2 separate regions of the Homo sapiens genome follow, and region 1 is linked to region 2. The links are chromatin loops, found by intact Hi-C in ENCODE. Cell type or tissue: GM12878. All regions are shown on one strand. Links, peaks and the distances in the headings refer to the core of each region. The heading gives the core; the rest is flanking DNA. Region 1 has its middle 4.8 kb from the start of TRIM71. Region 2 has its middle 48 kb from the start of CCR4.

Region 1 (2,912 bases), core at 218-2,717, 90 kb after region 2:
ACATGTATTTTGAAAACGAGTAGCAGAGGTGGTACTTCAGCTGAGCCATCACGGAGGAGCAGGAAGGCTGTAACTCCAGAAAGAGGAATCAAACTTGACAGCGGTTTGTGGGTTTGTTTCCTGGGGACCATTGCTCAGAGGAAAAAAAAAAAAAGGAAGAAAAGAGAGAGCGAGAAGTGGGGGTGAGGTTTGATTTCTCATCGTGAAGTAGCTTTCCTTCTTTCTTTTCTTGAATTGACAGCACATTGCCAGGAAGCAGGCCTGTAGTGTAAATTGTTAAATTAGCACATTCCTAATTTTGGTTAAGACAATTTTTTAGCACTGGTAGCAAAGGGGGAAATCTTTAAGTCAACCAATTTAACCCCACTTATATAAGAAATACAGCTTATAGCTATAATGATTTTTTTTAATATGGCATAGCGACGGTTAGTATTTGAATCTAATAAGGCTTTATACAGCTTATCCATGAGGAGCCAGAGCTACACATCCAGATGAGGAGCCAAAGACACAGTCCACTGCTATAAACTACGTTGTATTAAATTTTTCATTGCCATCCTAGCTAATAAACACCCTTTGTTAGCAAAGGAGGAGGACGCAGGCTTCCAGTTTTTCCTCCACTCATTTACATTTGAAAGGGAGTCTATATGCCTTCAAGAATCCTGAAAATAAATCATCTTGTATTTTAATAATTAACTAAAAAGAAACTAAAGGTACAAAAAACTAGCCGTGTGTGGTGGCAGGCGCCTGTAATCCCAGCTATTCGGGAGGCTGAGGCAAGAGAATTGCTTGAACCCGGGAGCCGGAGGTTGCAGTGAGCTGAGATCCTGCCACTGAACTCCAGCCTGTGTGACAGAGCAAGACTCCGCCTCGTAAAAAAAAAAAAAAGAAAGAAAAAAAAGAAACTAGCCCTAAAATTATATAAGCAATACATTTTCATTCTTTCTTGAATTCATCTGTAGCCATGTTTTGTATTCAAAGGTGACACTAGCTTCTGTCACTCTCTCAGACCTTGGGTTGGGGGTTAGGCCACATTTCCATCTGAGCGACTTCGCATCTGCTTTCTTCATCTGATCCTTTAATTAAATATTAGATGCACCCACTTGTTTTGATGTCAAAATTGCACCTTTCACCATCATCCTCAGGGTGCATTCAGATAGTTTTTAAGTCCATAAATCACCAGAGTATTTTTTTAAACATTAAACATTACATCATAATTACTATTTTGAACGATGGCAGGGGGTGAGGGGATGGGATGGGGGGAACCAGCCTAACCTACTGAATCATTGCCTGCATCCTGCCGGTTAGGGGGGATGGAGTTCTTACACACCAGGCCAACTCTTCACTGCAGCCTGACTCTGGCCTTGGAATCATTAACAGAGTGTGTCAGCTGCTTTCAACAACCCTGAGTCCAGAACAGCAACATGTCAGATGATATCATGGGAGCTCTAGTCACCTAGAACTTTATAAATTAGAATAGAGAAACTTGAATTGCACATATAAAAGGTAAAAGTAAATATCTAGCTTTGGTGGTTAACTACAGAACTCAGCTAAACTAACACTTCAGCTCCACTACCCTTTTTTTCTTTTTTTTCCTTTTTTCTTTTTTTTAGAGACAAGGTCTTACTGTGTTGCCCAGGCTGGTCTCAAACTCCTGGCCTCAAGCAATCCTGCTGCCTCAGCCACCCAAAGTACTGGGACTACAGACTTGAGAGCTCCACCACGCTTAACTGGAGCTTTGGACAAGTTGCTTAACCCTTCGGTGCCTCAAATTTTTAATCCATGTAATGGGAATGATACAGGTACCTGACTATCAGGGTTAAATGAGTTACTAAATGTACAGTGCTTAGTATAGTACCAAGCTATAAATGTTCACTTTTTTTTGTTTTGTTTGTTTTTTGTTTTTATTTTTATTTTTTTGAGATGGAGTATCGCCCTGTTGCCCAGGCTGGAGTGCAGTGGCGTGATTTTTGCTCATTGCAACCTCTACCTCCCAGGTTCAAGCAATTCTCCTGCCTTAGCCTCTCAAGTAGCTAGGACTACAGGAGCGTGCCACCATGCCCGGCTAATTTTTTTGTATTTTTAATAGAGATGGGGTTTCACCATGCTGGCCAGGCTGGTCTCGAGCTCCTGACCTCGTGATCCACCTGCCTCGGCCTCTCAAAGTGCTGGGATTACAGGCGTGAGCCATGGCGCCGGGCCCCATGTTCACTGCTTTTTTTTTTTTTTTTTTTTTGAGACGGAGTCTTGCTCTGTCGCCCAGGCTGGAGTGCAGTGGCGCGATGTATGCTCACTGCAAGCTCCACCTTCCGGGTTCACGCCATTCTCCTGCCTCAGCCTCCCGAGTAGCTGGGACTACAGGCGCCCGCCACCATGGCCGGCTAATTTTTTTTGTATTTTTTAGTAGAGACAGGGTCTCACCATCTTAGCCAGGATGGTCTCAATCTTCTGACCTTGTGATCCGCCCGCCTCGGCCTCCCAGAGTGCTGGGATTACAGGGATGAGCCACCGCACCCAGCCGTTCACTGTTTTTTAATCATTGGTATTCACCGGGTGCAGTGGCTCACACCTATAATCCCAGCTCTTATGGAGGCAGAGGCGGGAGGATAGCTTGAGCCCAGGAGTTCGAGACCTGCCTGGGCAATATAGCGAGACCTCATTCTCCACAGAAAGAGGGGGGAAAAAAAGACCAAAAAAAAAAGTGTAATAATTGGTATTCAGCAGAGTGGTTTGCAAACTGCCTGCCGACACTTAAGTTTGTCATTGTCTAATCACTACTCTCCCCTGGACCTCAACATCTCACACAACAAACCACATCCTCCTTCCCCTCCATAATAGAAAGTTGTAGTCTTGCCTCTTGTCATTCCCAGCTCAAGACCCCAAAGTGGCTGCCTGCTGCCAACCATTTTAAAGCT
Region 2 (2,912 bases), core at 317-2,816:
TGCTCTTTTAAATCTTCATAAAAAGATCTTACATAACCATTAAATACATCAAATTTAGGAAATTTAATATTGACACAACACATATCTAATCTACTGTTCATTTTCCAGTTGTAAATTTTTTTTTTTTTTTTGAGACACAGTCTTGCTTTGTCGCCCAGGCTCAATGGAGTGCAGTGGCACCATCTCAGCTGACTGCAAGCCTCGGCTGCCGGGTTCACGCCATTCTCCTGCCTCAGCCTCTCAAGCAGCTGGGACTACAGGCGCTCACCACGCCCGGCTAATTTTTTGTATTTTTAGTAGAGACGGGGTTTCACCGTGTTAATCAGAATGGTCTCAATCTCCTGACCTCGTGATCCACCCGCCTCGGCCTCCCAAAGTGCTGGGATTACAGGCATGAGCCTCCGCGCCTGGCCATAAATGGTTCTTTTAGCAAGATTATGTACAGTATTGCACTGGTTGCCATGTCCTTTTTGTCTTTTTTCTCTCTCTTTGGTCTTTTTAAATCTGGAACTTTGTTTTATTGACAATGATAGTTTAACAATAAAGACCAATCATTTTGTAAAAATGATAACATTCTTGTGTCCGGAATCGGCGGGTTCTTGGTCTCACTGACTTTAACAATGAAGCCGCAGACCCTCGCGGTGAGTGTTACAGCTCTTAAGATGGTGAGTCTGGAGTCTGTCCCTTCTGATATTTAGATGTGTTTGGAGTTTGTTCTTTCTGGTGGGTTTGTGGTCTCACTGGTTCAGGAGTGAAGCTGCAGACCTTTGCGGTGAGCGTTACAGCTCTTGAGGTACCGCGTCTGGACTTGTTCATTCCTCCTGGGGGGGCTCGTGGTCTTGCTGGGCTCAAGAGTGAAGTTGCAGATCTTCACAGTGAATGTTACAGCTCATAAAAGCAGCGTGGACCCAAAAAGCGAGCAGTAGCAATATTTATTGCAAAGAGCAAAAGAACAAACCTTCCACACTGTGGAAGGTGACCCAAGCAGCCTGCTTTTATTCTCTTATCTGGCCCCACCCACATCCTGCTGATTGGTAGAGCCGAGTGGCCTGTTTTGTCAGGGCACTGATTGGTGCGTTTACAATCCCTGAGCTAGATACAAAGGTTCTCCACATCCCCATCAGATTAGTTAGATACAGAGTTTCCACACACAGGTTCTCCAAGGCCCCACCAGAGCAGCTAGATACAGAGTGTCGATTGGTGCATTCACAAACCTTGAGCTAAACACAGGGTGCTGATTGGTGTGTTTACAAACCTTGAGCTAGATACAGAGTGCCAATTGGTGTATTTACAATCCCTGAGTTAGACATAAAGGTTCTCCAAGGCCCCACCAGAGCAGCTAGATACAGAGTGTCGATTGGTGCACTCACAGGGTGCTGATTGGTGTATTTACAATCCCTGAGCTAGACATAAATGTTCTCCAAGGCCCCACCAGAGCAGCTAGATACAGAGTGTCGATTGGTGCACTCACAAACCTTGAGCTAAACACAGGGTGCTGATTGGTGTATTTACAATCCCTGAGCTAGACATAAAGGTTCTCCACGTCCCCACCAGGGCAGCTAGATACAGAGTGCCGATTGGTGCATTCACAAACCTTGAGCTAAACACAGGGTGCTGATTGGTGTGTTTACAATCCCTGAGCTGGATATAAAGACTTTCCACGTCCCCACCAGACTCAGGAGCCCAGCTGGCTTCACCCAGTGGATCCCGCAGGGGGTTGCTGCAGGTGGAGCTGCCTGCAGGTGGAGCTGCCTGCCAGTCCCGCGCCATGCGCTCGCACTCCTCAGCTCTTGGGCGGTCGATGGGACTGGGCGCCGTGGAGCAGGGGGCGGCATTCGTCGGGGAAGCTCGGGCTGCACAGGAACCCATGGAGGCGGGGGAAGGCTCAGGCATGGCGGGCTGCAGTCCCGAGGCCTGCCCCGTGAGAAAGCAGCTAAGGCCCGGCGAGAAATTGAGCGCAGCGCCTGTGGGCCGGCACTGCTGGGGTACCCAGTACACCCTCCGCAGCCGCTGGCCCGGGTGCTAAGCCCCTCACTGCCCGGGGCGGGCAGGGCCGGCGGGCCGCTCCGAGTGCGGGGCCCGCCAAGCCCACGCCCACCCAGAACTCCAGCTGGCCCGCAAGCGCTGCTCGCAGCCCTGGTTCCTGCTCGCGCCTCTCCCTCCACACCTCCTTGCAAGCTGAGGGAGCCGGCTCTGGCCTTGGCCAGCCCAGAAAGGGGCTCCCACAGTGCAGCGGCGGGCCGAAGGGCTCCTCAAGTGCCGCCAAAGTGGGAACCCAGGCAGAGGAGGCGCCAAGAGCAAGCGAGGGCTCTGAGGACTGCCAGCACGCTGTCACCTCTCATTTTGACAGGTTAAGCATGTATTACAATCTCATGGATAATGACCATGAAACTAACGAGACATTCGTTTCTGTCTCCTTTAGGAAGCCAAGTTGGCTTTTCTGCCCTGATGGTGCTTGTTGTGTTGGTTATGTGATTGTGTTTTTGTCAAAATTCACAGAACCATGTTCTAAAATGTGTGAAATTTATTGTGTGTAAAGTATACCTAGACCAAAAAAATGCTAGTCTCTAAAAGTTGAATTGTCTGAATATTCCACCAGAGTATATGCTTCCAGTGTTTTATTCTAGTCCTCATTAATTAAATTTTAAAAATTTGGATTGTTGCTTGGGAGACATGAAAGTCTTTTTTTTTTTTTTTTTTTTTTTTTTTTTTCAGACGTTGTCTCACTGTCACCCAGGCTGGAGTCCAGTGGCGCCATCTAGGCTCACTGCAACCTCCGCCTTGCAGATTCAAGCAATTCTCCTGCCTCAGCCTCCTGAGTAGCTGGGATTACATGCATGTGCCAGCCACCACACCTAGGTAATTTTTTTGTATTTTTAGTAGAGACAGGGTTTCACCATGTTCGTCAAGCT

The links. A loop is a pair of places that touch in the nucleus more often than their neighbours do. Peaks named below come from ENCODE experiments on the same cell type or tissue, not always from the same donor. Only the 100,000 strongest peaks of a DNase experiment are listed, where the experiment ranks them.
Region 1: a loop joins it to region 2, with 2.0 times the contacts of the local background. A loop is called at or near these places in 4 of 110 quality-filtered maps.

The regions. Positions count from the first base shown.
Region 1 is chr3:32,811,753-32,814,664 of GRCh38, reverse strand. No RefSeq gene overlaps it. Among named protein-coding and RNA genes, the nearest start is that of TRIM71, 4.8 kb to the left of the region's middle. In GM12878, for the core only: no CTCF peak of the experiment used is centred there; a DNase peak (open chromatin) is centred at 1,346.
Region 2 is chr3:32,902,041-32,904,952 of GRCh38, reverse strand. No RefSeq gene overlaps it. Among named protein-coding and RNA genes, the nearest start is that of CCR4, 48 kb to the left of the region's middle. RefSeq lists silencers at 1,611-1,770, 1,794-1,949, 1,991-2,070. In GM12878, for the core only: CTCF peaks have their summits at 1,732 (motif pointing right) and 2,752; no DNase peak of the experiment used is centred there; H3K4me3 peaks cover 430 bases.